Regions from separate parts of the Homo sapiens genome. Here region 1 is linked to region 2. The links are chromatin loops, found by intact Hi-C in ENCODE. Cell type or tissue: B cell. All regions are shown on one strand. Region 1 overlaps STIM1 (stromal interaction molecule 1). Region 2 overlaps STIM1 (stromal interaction molecule 1).

Region 1 (8,000 bases), 63 kb after region 2:
GTCTTTTACAATATGACACATTAACTTCCTAAGTACCTTCCTGGCCACTCTCCCTCCCTACCAGACACCTTACACACCAGATATTGGGTCAGAAAACTATGGCCATAAGCCAAATCCAGTTTGCTGTTTGTTGGTTTTGAGACTGAGTCTCCCTCTATTGCCCATGCTGAAATGCAGTGGCGTGAAGATGGCTCACTGCAGCCTCCTGGGCTTAAGCAGTCCTCCTGCCTCAGCCTCCCGAGTAGCTTGGACTACAGGCACAGGGGCTAATTTTTTCTTCATTTTTTGTAGAGACAGGGTCTTACCATATTGTCCAGGCTAGTCTCAAACTCATAGACTCAAGCAATCCTCCTGCCTTGGCTTCCCAAAGTGATGGGATTGCAGGCATAAGCCACCATGCCCAGCCAGTTTTCATAAAGTTTTACTGAAACATAGCCAGGCTCATGCATTGATGTATATTTTCTGTGGCTGCTTTCATGCTACAAAGACAGAGTTGAGTATTTGTAACAGAGACTCTATGGCTATCAAAGTCTAAAATAATTACTATCTAATCCTTTACAGAAAAAGTTGCCTGCTCTAGACACATCAAGCCATTTCATGCTCCTTGACCAAACCATGATCTTTTATACCCCCAAGATTTTGCACAAGGTGCTCCATTTAAAATGCTTTCTCCCACTCTTTGTCTATTAAATAAAAAGTCACTGCCTTCTGTGAAGTTTTCTAGATCTCTCCCAGGTGAGTTCATTGCCCTATCCTATTTGTTCCCTTAGTTCTCAGGGTATACATTATCCCCCTCTTACTCTCCCTAAGCAACTCAAAAATAGAGACTATATTTTATTTATCATTTATTCTTCACCAGCATCTTGTAAATTTTCTGGAATACATAAATGAATAATTAATTTAGCTCCATAAATCCATCTCCAAGCCGAGGGCCCGGCACAGAGCAGAGTGTGTGGTTATTAAATAACTGAAGGAGTGTCTCTCGAGTTTGTCCTATAACATGTAGCAGAGAGCTTAGCTTACAATAGCTAGTCAAGACATAATTGTCTATTGAATAGAAGAAAGAAAAAGGTCCCCAAATTGTCAGCCTATCTAAAAGAAAGATATTTAGCCAGGAGCCAGAGAGTTACACTAGCTTGGATTCAATGTAACATGATACTTTAGAGTTTGATTCTAGACCTGGCTGCCTGGGTTTGAATCCTCGTTCCACCACTTAGTTTCAGTGTATAACTTGCATCATTTGTAAAATGAAGATAGTAGCACAAAACCTAACAACCCTCATGTTGAGGGAAGCATAAATGAGTAAATTCAACTAAATACCTTAGAATAGTGCCTGGCACAAAATAAGCTCTCCTGTCTGTGTGTGTGTGTAATATGTTTTAAGAAGGATTAAAGATACTAAAAGAACGTACAATCCTAGGGCCCACTATTACAGTGATGCTGATCCCTCATATGTAAGGAAGACCTATAGAGGAGGTAGAAAACGGATATTTTCTAAGTGCTTGCTATATAAAGTCCATGTGTCAAGAGGTTAGGAATGGAGATAGTTAAGACAAGACATTGTAGTCTACTAACCTCTAAGGTCCTTTTTGTTCTACTCTATGATTCTTTGAAAGCTTTTAAAGCTTTAACTCCATTTAAAATCAAAACTTTACAACTTTATGCAAGACCCTCCCTCCTCTATGGGCTGGCCTTCCTCAGTGCATCAGTTGCCACTTCCTCTCATTCCCAATGATAATGAATTCCCAATTCCCAATGATAATGAATTACTTAAAACTCTCTGACAGTACCAGGCTTTTCACCTGTACAATATCTTTGTACATGCTATTCCCTCACTTAAAACATTCTCCTTATCACTCCTAGTCATCTGTTGAGATCCGGATTATGTGTCAGTGACTATAACATGGGAAAGGCTGACTTAGGGCGTCCTCTTCTGCAACTCTATCACAGTGTTCACTCTTAAAATTTTATTTTTTTTTTAGAGACAGGGTTTCGATATATTGCTAAGGCTGGTCTTGAACTCTGGGCTCAAGCAATTCTCCCACCTCAGCCTCCCAAGTAGCTGGTACTACAGGTGCACGCCATTGTGCCTCACAGTATCCACTTAATAAATTATAGTGTCCTTATCTGTTTTATGGCTATCTCCACCACTAGGGGAACTTCTTCAAAGGCAGCAACATTGCCTTTCCTTTTACTCCTTTTTTTCCAGCACCTAGCACATACATAGATACAGAGAATCCCTCTGAGGTCAATGAGAACGCTCAGTGCTTGTCATGGAATCATTGTTGATGCCCCACCAAAACACTGGGCACATGACACAGGTCAAATCCTAGAGGCAGCATTAAAAGTTTCAGCTTGCCAGGTACCTGGCCAGAATGGCAAAGACAGAGAAACTCTAACATCTCCAGTCTTACAAACTGTCAGAACCAAAGTATCCAAGCTAGCCAAAGAATACTGTCTGGGGAACCTTTGTTTTATGAAAGGAGGACAGAAATAGATCACTAATTAGAAAATATTTCCCCAGAGGAAAGAGATTATCTTCTTAATTGGGGTAAATACTGCCACATTTATATAGGCTGAATGCATAGCACTGGAGAAAATGCACTATGAGAAAGAACAGTTACAAAATTGATGGGTTAGAAGGGACTTCTAGTTTGACAGCATGAGAAGCTCCACAGACCCACTCTCCAGTAAAACTAGTGAAACTTATTTTTCAAAAGCAACCATTTAAAGTTTCTGGAAATGGTCTTAAAGGCACACAGCCAATGAAGAAACATATGCTCAAGAAAATCTAAGAACAGCGAGAGTCCACAATATTTAAACCAAGACCTGTTCTCCACCTTGCCTCTCCCAACTCAATGACACAGAAACTCCACTGCACACTGATGCAGCTAAACACAGACCTTCTCTCTCAAGCTCCCTGTTAAAGGGTTAGCTGCCTGGAATGTCCTGAGCAGGATATTAGCATTTCTGATCCTTCCCCCAGCTACCTGTTACTGAGGCTAAGTTCTAAGTGAGTGCAGCTAAAAGGTGGGCCTCTTTTGTCCCGTTTAAACCCCACTCATAGGACGAGAGCTTTACCTTGGATGCAGTGCCACTAAGAATACTGGAGCCACAACTGGCATTGCCCTGGCTCATAAGATGGTGATTACACTCTGGGAGAAGAAAACCAAAAAGACCTGAGGCTACTGCCACCCCTCCACCAAGTCCTCAGCTCCTAAAGTGGTGGTGTCACTCAGAAGCATGTCATTGTCCCCCACCCTAGCTCCAGAACCGTGACTCAAAGATTTTGCCTGGCCGAGGAAGCAGGCTATAAAACAAAGAGATCTGAATCTCTTCCCAGGGGAAATGACCTCATCTGTGACAGAGTGTAGAGAATTTCAAGACTAAGGGTAGGGTACTCTCAAAAGAGTAGAAGTTGTGGTGAAAGGAAAAGATTAGCAGATTCATTGGAGATATAGGCTAAACTGTAGACTAGAGAATTTGCTGGAGATAACTAGGGAAAGAGACAGCTGGGAGGAGTCTCTCAGGGTAAGAACAAATTTCACCAGCCTGGGCAACATAGGGAGACCCCATCTTCACAAAAAATTTAAAAATTAGCCAGGCCACCTGCACATCCTGCACATATATCCCAGAACTTAAAAAAAAAAAAAAAAAAGAAGCCAGGTGTAGTAGCACACACCTGTGGTCCCAATTACTCAGGAGGCTGAGGTAGGAGGATCACTGGAGTCCAGGAGGTTGAGGCTGCAGTGGGCCATGATCACGCCACTGCACTCTAGCCTGGGTGAAACAGTGGGACTCTATCTCCAAAAACAAACCAAAAAAGAACAAATCTCAAACACTGACCTCAGGAACTATCCCTTCAAAGGAACCCTAATATAGTTGGATTAGTCTGGGAAGCAATTTATGCCTCAGGGCATTGCTGAAAAGAGCAGAGCAACCAGATGGCAATTAGTGAACCTAAAAAGCTGGGTGTGGCCAGGGAAAGAGACAGTCAAAGTTCTGCCCAAACCATTATCATCCAAATATGACTGTGGGCATACCAAAGTCCTCTGAGGAGCAACATCAGAGGATTCACACTGTGGGAGGAGGGGGATCAACCACTTAAACAATCTAGCCAGTCATTAAATAAATAAACAAGCAAATAATAATAAGCCCCAGAGGAATCAGACAAGTACCCAAAGTTGCTACAATATATTATCAAAAATGTTCAGCTTCAAACAAACAAACAAACAAAAAACAAAGAAACACGAAAGTGTGACCCATATACCAGAAAAAAAGTAGGCAACAGAAACTCTCAGTAAGAGGGACCAGATGTCAGATTTAACAGAAAAAGACTACAAATTAGCCATTATAAATATGTCCAAAGATTAAAAAAAAAAAAATCATGATTTTTAAAGAGGTAAAGGAATGCATGATGTCAATGATGCATCAAATAAAGAATGTCAATAAAGAGACAAATTATTGTTTTAAAAAAAGAACCAAATGGATGTTCTGGAGTTGAAAAGTACAATAACTGAAGTGGAAAATTAGGACAGGGGCTAAATAGTAGATCTGAACTGGCAGCAGGAAGAATTAGCAAACTTCAAGAGAGACTGATAGAGATTATACAATCCTAAAAACATAGAGAAAAAGGAATGAAGAAAAATGAACAGAGCCTCAGAGAAATGTAGAACACCATTAATCACACCAATATATGAATACCAGAAGGGGAAGATAAAGAAAAAGGAGCAGAAAGACTCACACCTGTGAGAGGCCAAAGTGGGTGGATTGCTTGGGGCCAGGAGTTAAAGACCAGCCTGGACAACATGGCGAAACCACATCTCTACTAAAAATACAAAAATTAGCCGGGTGTGGTGGTGTACGCCTGCGATCCCAGCTACTTGGGGAGGCTGAGACATGAGAATCGCTTGAACCCAGGAGTCAGATTGGAGTGAGCTGAGATTGTGCCACTGTACTCCAGCCTGGGTGACAGAGTGAGACTATGTCTCAAAAAAAAAAAAAAAGAAAGAAAAAGGAGAAGGAAAAATATTCAAAGAAATAATGGCTGAAAAACCTCCCAAGTTTTGAAAAACATTAATCTACCCATAAAGAAAATCTAATAAACTCCAAATAGGATAAATGCAAAGAGATCCACAAATAGACACATTAAGTAAAACGCTAAAAGTCAAAGGCAATGAGAAAGTTTGAAAGCAGCAAGAGAAAAATGACTCATCACACACATGTGAACCCAGTAAGATTAACAGTTAACTTCTCACCAAAAATAATGGATGCCAGAAGACAATGGGATAACATGATCAAAGGGCTCACTGAAGTGAGAGGATGTCAACCAAGAATTGTACATCCGGCAAAACTCTTGTGAAAATAAAGACATTTCCAGATAAACAAACACTGAGAAAATTCATTGCTAACTGACACACCTTACAAAAAAATACTAAAGGAAGCTCTTTAAGTGACCCCCCCAGATAGTACTTTGAATCCATACAAAAAAGTACCAACAGTGAGCCAGGTACTGTTCTAGGTACTGGAGACATAGCAGTGAACAAAACAGATCCCTTTCCCTTATGAACTTTATATTCTAGGCAATAAATAATAAAACAATAAGTGATTAAATAATAAAATCCAGATGATGATAAGTTCTTAAAAATTATTTTAAAAAGTGATTCATAATGAAGATCTGGGTGCCAGGAATGGAGTAGAGGTGCAGATTTCATTATTAAATAGGGTGGTCTGGGAAAGGTCTCTTTGATAACATGAAGTATGACAAATGACAAAGAATATTTTTGGGGTTTTTGTTTCGTTTTTTGTTTTTTTGAGACAGAGTCTCCCTCTGTCGCCCAGGCTGGAGTGCAGTGGCACAATCTCTGCTCACCACAACCTCCACCTCCTGGGTTCAAGCATTTCTCCTGCCTGAGCCTCTCGAGTAGCTGAGATTACAGGCATATGCCACCACGCCCGGCTAATTTTGTATTTTTAGTAGAGACAGGGTTTTACTATGTTGGCCAGGCTGGTCTCAAACTCCTGACCTCAAGTGATCTGCCCACCTTGGCCTCCCAAAGTTCTGGGATTACAGGCTTGAGCCATCACGCCCAGCCACAAAGTATATTTTATATGGAAATATGAGGGCATAAACTAAATACCTAAGGAAACAATAGTCCAGGCAGCGGCAAAAGCTAGAACCAAGGCCCTAAAGCAGGAATATAAAAGAGTATGAAGGAACACCAAAGAGTGTGGCTACAGTGAGTGACAAGGGGAATATAAGTCAGAGAGGAGATCAGAATAAGTGGGGACCAGATCACAGAGGGCCTTGCTAACTTTTGTGGAGACTGTGGCTTTCACACCAAACAAAAAAATGAAGTTTTGAGGAGAGTGAAATGATCTGGTTTACATTTTTTTTTTTTTTTCAAAAAAGCTCTCTAGCTGCTACATTGAGAATAAATGTAGACATGATTATCTGCTAGGAGACTATTGAGACTTGGTGCCTGCAGTGGAATGATAGTGAGAAATGATTCTATTTTGGATATGTTTTAAAAGGAGAACCCACAGGATTTACCAATAGATGTGGAGTTGAGGAAAAATTATGAATTATTTAGAATATTTTTTGCCCAGGCAATTGAAACAATGGACTTGCCTTCAACTGAGATGAGGAAGGTAGTATATATAGCAGGTTTTGGATGAGATGATATTTAGAATCCATCTAGTGCACATTAAGCTTCAGATGCCTTTAAAACTCTTAGAAGAAAACACAGGGGTAAGTCATCACGACCTTGGATTTGACAATGGTTTCTCAGACATGACCTCAAAAGTATGAGCAGAAACAACAGCAAAAAAATAAATAAACTGGACTTCATCAAAATTTAAAACTTCTGTGCTTCAAAGGATACAACCAAGAAAGTGAAAAAGCAACCCACAGAATGGGAGAAAATATTTTCAAATCACGTATCTCATAAGGGATTTGTACCTAAAATATATAAAGAACTTTAACAACTCAATACCAAAAAGACAACCCAATTTAAAAATAAGTAAAGGTTTTTTATTTTATTTAAATTTTTTTTTGAGACAGAGTCTCACTCTGTCACCCAGGCTAAAGTGCAGTGGCCCAATCTCGGCTCACTACAACCTCTGCCTACTGGGTTCAAGCCATTCTCATGTCTCAGCCTTCTGAGTAGCTGGAATTATAGGCACACATCACCATGCCTAGCTAATTTTTGTGTTTTTTTTTTTGTAGAGACCAAGTTCTGCCACATTGCCCTGGCTGGTCTCGAACTCCTGGCTTCAGGCAATCCACCCGCCACCCAAAGCGCTGGGATTACAGGCATGAGCCACCATACCAGGACGCAAAGTTATTATTAAAAACTAAAAAAAAAAAAAAAAAAAAAACAAAAAAACAGATGTTGGCAAGGCTGCAGAGAAAAGAAAACACTTATACACAGTTGATGGGAATGCAAATTAGTCCAGCCACTGTGGAAAGCAGTTTGGAGATTTTTTTTTTTTTTCTTTTTTTTTTTTTTTTTTTTTTGAGATGGAGTTTCACTCTTGTTGCCCAGGCTGGAGTGCAATGGCACGATCTCGGCTCACCGCAACCTCCGCCTCCCAGGTTCACACGATTCTCCTGCCTCAGCCTTCCAAGTAGCTGGGATTACAGGCATGCGCCACCATGACCGGCTAATTTTTTTGTATTTTTAGTAGAGATGGGGTTTCTCCATGTTGGTCAGGCTGGTCTTGAACCCCGACCTCAGGTGATCCACCCGCCTCAGCCTCCCAAAGTGCTGGTATTACAGGCGTGAGCCACCGCGCCCGGCCACAGCAGTTTGGAGATTTCTAAGAGTACTAAAAATAGAACTACCATTCGATCCAGCAATTCCATTACTGTATACATACCCAAAGGAAAATAAATTATTCTACTAAAAAGACATGTGCACTCATATGTTCACTGCAGCACTATTCACAATAGCAAAGGCATGAAATCAACCTAGATGCCATTAATTAATGTGATACAG
Region 2 (8,000 bases):
TTTATTATATCCTAGTGGGTAAAAAGTGTTACCTCATTGTAGTTTTGATTTGCATTGCCCTGATAATGATGTTGAGCATTGTTTCAGGTGTATATTGGCCATTGAACTGTGGACTATACAAATAATATGTTCAAATCCTTTGTCCATTTTTTGTTTGTTTGTTTGTTTTGAGAGAGGGTCTCACCCTGTCACCCAGGCTGGAGTGCAGTGGCACGATCTTGGCTCACTGCAACCTCTGCCTCCCAGGTTTCAGCAATTCTTATGCCTCAACCTCCTGAGTAGCTAGGATTACAGTCATGTGCCACCACACCCGGCTAATTTTTGTATTTTTTTAGTAGAGACAGGGTTTTGCCATGTTGGCCAGGCTGTTCTCAAACTCCTGTCCTCAGGTGATCTGCCCACCTCAGCCTCCCAAAGTGCTGGGATTACTGGCATGAGCCACCGTACCTAGCAAGAATTTTTTATGTATTCTGGATAGTAGAGCCTTGTCAGAAAAATGTTTGCCAATACTTTCTCCACTTTGTGGGTTGTCTTTTCACTTTCTTGGTACATTCTTTGAAGTATAAAACTTTTTTATTTTGGTGAAGTCCAATTTATCTATTCTTTCTTTTGTTGTATATGCTTTTTAAAAAATAATTTGAGGTAAAATTCACATAATATAAAAGTAACCATTTTAAAGTAAGCAATTCAGTGGCATATAGCACATTCATGATGTTATGCAACCACTACCTCTATCTAGTTCCAAAATATTTCCATCACTCTACAGTAAAATTTTTTACCAGTAAGCGGTTTCTCCCCATTCCCTCCTCCCACCAACCCCTGCCAACCATTAGTCTACATTCTGTCTCTGTGGATTTATCTATTCTAATCATTTCATATTAACAGAATCATATAATATGTGATCTTTTGTGTCTGGCTTCTTTCATTTAGCATAATGTTTTCCAGGTTCATCCACATTGTAGCATGTATCAGAACTTCATTCCATTTATAGGTGAATAATATTCCATTGCACCACAATGTATTTATCTATTCATCTATTAATAGACAGTTGGGTTGTTTTATTTTTTGGCTCTTGTGACATGTGCTGCTATGAAAATGCATGTACATGTACTTGTTTGAGTACTTGTCTTCAATTCTTTGCATATATACCTAAGTGTGGAATTGCTAGGTTCTAGGGTAACTCTGTGTCTAATTTCTGAGAAACCACCAGACTATTTTACACAGTAGCTGAACCGTTTTACCTTCTCACCAGCAATATACAGGGTTTCAATTTCTCTATACCCTCGCCAACACAAGTTTTCCATTTTTAAAAACTATTATTATTATAAGTATCCCAGTCAGTGTGAAGTATATTCTTAGCTTCAGTACCTGTGTTCTGCCTATCTCAGGAAGATAGTTTTCCTGCTGATCTCTGGCCTTCCTTAAGTTAGATCACATGCAGCACATGGGCTACATGCAATAAGCCTAAGAGAAGAATACCCCTGTCCTGGTATCAGTCCAACCTGCTCCACCAGGGCCCCTCTTGTTGGTTCTGATATCCTGGACCCAGTACCATGTCCCCAGCATTCTGGTTCCCATGCTAGCTGATTTTTTCAGATAAAATCCTTGACTGCTTTAACCTGCAGTTTCTACTGTATCCTTTCAGACATGATAAATCTGATTTTGATACAGATAAAGCTTGATAATATATATTACAAGGCTAAGGAAGACTTTCAGGCTGCTGAAAGCTTCCCCTTGCATGGTGGTGACAGAGGAGAACCTCTGCAAAAGTAGCCTAGCTTTTATAGTTGGGTATAAGTGTCCTTGTTGGTGTATACAAAGAGATGTGTAAGCTGTTAACATAGGGAGAGTTTAATAAGGCCACTTCTCATCTTTTAAGACTCAGCTCAAGAATTACTTTCTCCATAAAGTTTCCCTGGACTCCAATAGGAAACTCCTCCCTAGTTTGTGCCCCCAGTTGAACTCTGGAAAGACTTACATAATAGCTATAACACTTACTATATTTGTTGACACTTTACTATATTTGTTGACATAGCTATCTCCATTTAGATAGAAGTACTGGAGAGCAGGGACCCTGCCGATTATGCTGGTACATAGAATGTGCTCAGTAAAGGTTAGTGAATGACTGGAAGGCCATTGCTCAATACAGAGACTACGCCTTACATAAAGAGTAGAACCATTCACTGTGTCGTTATTCAAAACCTACCAATGAAGGTGAGTAAAATGTGTCCTAGAACCCTCCACTCCCCCAAAAAAAAGGTGGCAAAGGAAGTGGAAACATTAGTCTTCTCCCAGGTTGCTCTGTTTCATACTTTCAAAAAGTATGGATCCACTTGTATTGAGACATCAACTTGCACATTAGCCAAGCCATATTCACAGACAGGGAAATGTTATATGGCCTCTGACCTTGCCTGCCAGCTGCTTCTCTGGACTGTTTCCTGGTTCAATAGCATTCTTCTGCTGGCACCCTAAATCGAGGCCAGCCATTCCCAAAGGGCAGGAAGTGGGCCCTAAGATCCTGTTTGGTTGAAAATAGTTTTCCAAGAAATCTCACTACTTTTTGCTCCCCCTTGGTTAACTTAGAATTAGAAAAAGGATTACAGGCTGGCCGTTCCTACCACATAGATCTGTAGAGACTGAACAACCTAATTCTCTCAACTAGACCCTGGCTGAAGAGACCACCCTTTCTTAGGCCTGAGTGTGTCTACTGCTTCAGTGAAAACCCACTTAGTCCTCCTTGGTCATTCAATAATACAAAGATGTTCATTAATCAGTTCATGCACTCTACATGTCTACAATAACCCACTGTCATTATATATATATAAACCTGCTGATATGCTATTGAAATGAAATATAGAAGTAGGTAACAGGTAAAAAGCTTTCAGCCCATAGGGGGTTACTTCTATCCCTGAGCATACTTTTCATATTTTAGCTTTTGTACTCTTGCTCAGGTTGTTTACTCTGCCTAGAATGTCCTATTCTGCCACCTCCATAGAATAAAGCTCTATCCACCCTTAAAGGCAGAGGTAACATGTCACCTTGTCTATAGGATACCTTCACTAGCCCTCATCTGGGCCTCAGAAGTACTGTGTACCTCTACAGAACACTCATGTTGTCCCTTCAGGGCAGAACATGATTCATTCCAGGTCTTCCTACAGGGTCCAGCACAGCATTGGCACAATGCAGATATTTCCTTAAAGTATTTAATGAATGCATGTTGCTACGTGTCTGGACTAAAATGTAAGACTCTTTCATACCTTAATACCAGTGGAAATAGTATAGGTGCTATCTTGCAGGTGTGCCTAGGAGACCCAGAGCCTTAGCCTTAGCCTATCCACTACAACAGCTTTGGTTTCCATGGCACAGCAGTAGCCCTTCTCAACACAAGACTCACAGAGAGGAGGCCCAAAGAGCACTGTATCCAGAGCCTTCAGCTGCAGCTTCTGCCGATGACTCCGGTCTGTCATCTTCAGCACAGTCCCTGTCATGGTGGTGTTGGTGACAGCCAGCCTGTTGAGGCAAAGAGTAGCAGATCAGTTCCCTCCCAGTAAAGCCAGGAAGGATCCTGGTAGGATTACCCGCCTCCCCCAGGAACACTTCTAGCTCTTGGTGATTGCTCCCCTCTGCACTCTAGAACACAGAGTCTATACCAGTTGGGTCTCAACAGGGTATATGGAGAGACACATAACATTTACCAAGAATTTGTTCAGCCCTCTCCCCATATCCACCAACTTCTAAGCACCCTATCCTCTAAGGATTACCTGTCTGTGACCATTCCCACACCCAACTAAATTTTCTGTTGTGCTTCTCCTTCCAGGGTTTATCCTCTACATATTTTCCCCACCTCCTACCATTTATAAATGCATTTCCTGTGCAGCCCAGGTCAAACTGTCATGTCATATGACCCAGTGATTCTGGGATTTATGAATTATCCTAATCTAAACTCACTGTCATTATATATAAACCTGCTAATGTGCTATTGAAATGAAATATAGAAAAGGAAAAAAAATTTTAATTAACCACTGATGACAAAAATGGAATTAGTCCTGTTAGCTTGTATTTGAGTCACTGCAATACAAGTTACCTCCAATAAAATTACTGTAATTTTTTATGACCTCCACCCATACTGTCAGTGATAACTTTAATAAGAGAAAGCCTGTGAACAAGAAAATGACCTAGGAAAAATGGAACTTTGTTTCTCTTCTGCTGGAACACAGTGGATATAAGAGGAGGGGGGTAAAAGATATGAAAGGTTGAAAACCACTGGTCTAGGTCCCACAAGTAAGCACTTAATTCTATACTACTCTATAAGATTGGTGCTCTTTTCTGATGCATAGCTTTATTTCTCCAGCTAGAAAAGAAGCTTCTGACATCACAGTGTGATTTATACTCCTGTCTGAGCATACAGGAACAGCTACTTCCTTCTCTGGCCTTGGAAAGCAATCAAGCCCACCAGTAAGAGACGCAGTGAGGCACTGTGATGGGGTGTGGGAGTGGTTAGGAGATCTGGCTTCTCATTTCAGCTCTACTAGTGACTCATTTGTCTGATCATAAGTTGCTTTGTTCCTCCCCGAGGACCTCAGTTTCCTACTGTGCAAACTTATGTAAAATCAGATGCTTCCTACAAGCCTGGGAGTTCTTGGGGTTCCTCTTTGAAACACTTGTGCTGCAGTTCGTCTGACTAATGAGAATAAACATTGTCGTCTTTTCTACAGTCTATTTCTCAAAGAAACCTATGAACTGGAATGCTATCTACTTGTAAGCAATGAAAGAAATGAGAAAGGAGCTAACACTGACTAAGCAACTACTGTGTGTCTGCTACTGTTCTGATACTTTACATACAATACCTCATTCAGTCCTCACAACAACCTTAAGAACTCAGTTCCATTATTAGTGTCACTTTCTTTTTTTTTTTTTTTTTGAGACGGAGTCTCGCTCTGTCGCTTAGGCTGGAGTGCAGTGGCGCGATCTCAGCTCACTGCAAGCTCCACCTCCCGGGTTCACGCCATTCTCCTGCCTCAGCCTCCCGAGTAGCTGGGACTACAGGCACCTGCCACCACGCCTGGCTAATTTTTTGTATTTTTAGTAGAGACGGGGTTTCACCATGTTAGCCAGGATAGTCTCGATCACCTGACCTCGTGATCCACCCACCTTGGCCTCCCAAAGTGCTGGGATTACAGGTGTGAGCCACTGCACCCGGCCTAGTGCGACTTTCTAGATAAGAAAATGGAGACTTAGAGTTGAGTAACTTGCCCAAAGTCACACACAAGTAAGTGGCAAAGCCAGAGAATGAACTCAAATCTGCTAGATTATTCTCATTATACCATGTGAGCTAGTGATGGGCCTAGAACCACCCTCACTTCACCCCAAGCACTGAAGGCCCCATGCTTCCTGCTGTCACTAAGGTGCCACAGCTTGACATCCCCTACACCTGTGCCCAGCCTGGCTGGACCTGGTCTTGGCTGTAATTCTAGCCACAAAAAAGCTAAGTGAACCAGTGACCTGAGAACTGACTTCTTATCCTATGCTTTGCAGTTTTAATCCAAGCCAAAGATATCCTTCCCATGAGGAAAATGGTCCAGGGATCCACAAGGCAATATTGCTATTTCTATGGGTAGCAAGAAAGAAACCTAAATCCTGGATCTTAGTGGTCAGTCATCTACTTTTCCATTAAACATGGAGTTCCTCAAGTCAGGGGTCAGGTCTAATACATCTCTTTGTCCTCTGGGCCCACCAGAGAGTATGGCACATGGTAGGTGCTTAGTGAAGTTTTGTAAAATAGAACTAAACTGAATATTGAAAGGAAGCCTATCTTTAACCACATGGCACAAGAGGAAGATGCAGTGAAAAAAAGCAGGGCATTTAGAACAAGACAGACCTGGGTTCAAATCCCAGCTCTGCCACTTACCAGCTTGGATAAATTATAAAATATTTGAGATTCAGTTTGTTCACCCAAAGGTTGGGATACTCTTCCTCCCAGAGTTGTGAGAATCAACTGAAATAATATGTAGGAAAGCACTCTATAAAGGGAGGTACAAACATTAAGATTATTACTCTCTCCAGAGCAGAGAGAAGCTGTGAAGAAGAGGCTGCAGGCAGCAGAGGAGGGAACAGCCAGCTCAGCTAGGCCTGGACAGCAGTGCTCAGTAGCTCTGTGGCTGGAGACTGCAAAGTGTGGGCATTCCAACAGCTTCACCTTCCCCTTTCCCCTTTGCTGAAGCTCAAAACCAGATGCACCTACATAATAAGATGACAGATTATACATAATCAGCACTTACCAGATAGTAAGCCCTTTGAGGGCAAGGACAGCTTGTTGTCATCTTTATCCCTAGCACCCAGCACAAGTGCTTGGCACAGAGCAGGTACCCAGTAAATATTTGTTGGATGAATAAGTAAATGGATTAATGACTGAATGGCATATGGCACTAGTTTGACATGACAAGAAGTCCAAGCAGTACTCCATCCCCTTCCCACTCCCAGCCCAAGCCCTAGCATATTCAGCGTGTAAAGTAGGCAAAGAGTTATGAAACAACAGCTGTTGGAGCCATCCCAGAGATGAGGCTGGGGCCAATGGCAATCAGCCTCTCCTCTGTACCATTTTTATTATAAATAAGCTGTATATGGATAACCCAGGGGAGGCTAAAAGAGCCCTGAGGCTCCCGGGTGATAAAAGAGGCAGCTGCTCAGGGCACAGGAAAAAAAGAAAAAAGAAACACCAACAGGGTTTGATGTACACCAAGATTCAAATCTCAGTTTTGCCCCTAACTAGTCATGTTTGTGACCTTGGATAAGTTACTTAACCAGTTTCATCATCTATATACAATAATACCCACCTTACAGGACTGATGTAAGAATTAAATGAGATACTGTATACAGTGTTGAGTAGAATGCCTGGCATGTACTAAGCACTCAGTAAATGGCAGCTATCAGTACTATTCCCAGGACTGACAGGAATATTAAAGAAGAGAGTGGATACAAAGCGCCCATCATACTTTATAGCAAGTGCACAACAGATGTGAGAAGAGGCAAGATCTATAGACGCTGCCCTGAAAAAGGCAGAACCTCACTTAACTGGCCAGAGCAATCTGAAGGCAGGCCCACTCCAGCCCATTCCCCGTACCCTCAACAGAGAAAAACCCAGTCCCCTCCTGACCTTGGCATGGCATGGCCACTGAGCTGCAGCTTCCGGAAGGTCTCCTCATACTGAGGCAGCTCCACATATGTGATCAGCCACTGTACCACCTCATCCACGGTCCAATTGTATACTGTGAAAAGAGACAAGCAAAGCCATGACTCTAGAATGCCAAGCACTGCTTTCATTTGTTGTCATGCTGACCTTAATATTTACCACATTTGTGTGTTTAATATCTATCTGTCCCATAAAATACTAAGTATGAAAGGAGTATACACTGTGAGTCTATTTATATGAAATCCTAGAAAAGACAAATCTATAGTGATAGAAAGCAGATCAATGGTTAGCTGGAGCCAGGAAGGGAGCTGGGGACTGACTGGGAAAAAATCACAAATGCAACATTATAAGGTGATGGATATATTCTATATCTTGAATGTGGTGGTGGTTACACAAATGATAACATCTGTCAAAATGCATCAAACTGTACATTTAAAATAGGTGTATCTTCTTTTATGTAAATTATAACTCAATAAATTTGATTTTGGAATATTTTTAAACTGTTGTGACCAGGGTTGAGAATCAATTATCCATCCATCCATTCGTCCAGCTATTCAACTGAGCATTCATAAGGGGACTACTTAGTGCCAAGCCTGGAGGAAGTTAGTTCCCAATCCAGTGGAAGAGATCAAAAGCTAAACAGCATGAGTGAAGCACAGATTCTGATGAGAAAAATACATACGGCACAGAGAAGAAAGGAAATAACTGCCTAGGGCTTCAGGGACAGCCTCAGAGAAGATGATGTATTGCAACATAAAGGATTAGTAGAAGCTTATCTCAAATATTTCATGGGTGTGGGGAGAGGAGGGCA

What was found. Hi-C counts contacts between places; a loop is a spot of excess contacts. Peaks named below come from ENCODE experiments on the same cell type or tissue, not always from the same donor. Only the 100,000 strongest peaks of a DNase experiment are listed, where the experiment ranks them.
Region 1: it touches region 2 in a loop (2.3-fold over the local background); 7 of 110 quality-filtered maps call a loop at or near these places.

Annotation. Positions count from the first base shown.
Region 1 is chr11:3,991,470-3,999,469 of GRCh38, reverse strand. The region is part of intron 2 of STIM1 (stromal interaction molecule 1); the gene reads right to left. Among named protein-coding and RNA genes, the nearest start is that of RRM1, 99 kb to the left of the region's middle. In B cell, no CTCF peak of the experiment used is centred here; no DNase peak of the experiment used is centred here.
Region 2 is chr11:4,054,791-4,062,790 of GRCh38, reverse strand. STIM1 (stromal interaction molecule 1) reads right to left here. Exons shown (of 13, transcript NM_001382567.1): 4 at 7,154-7,265; 5 at 3,395-3,510. Among named protein-coding and RNA genes, the nearest start is that of RRM1, 36 kb to the left of the region's middle. In B cell, no CTCF peak of the experiment used is centred here; a DNase peak (open chromatin) is centred at 4,640; H3K27ac peaks cover 2,108 bases.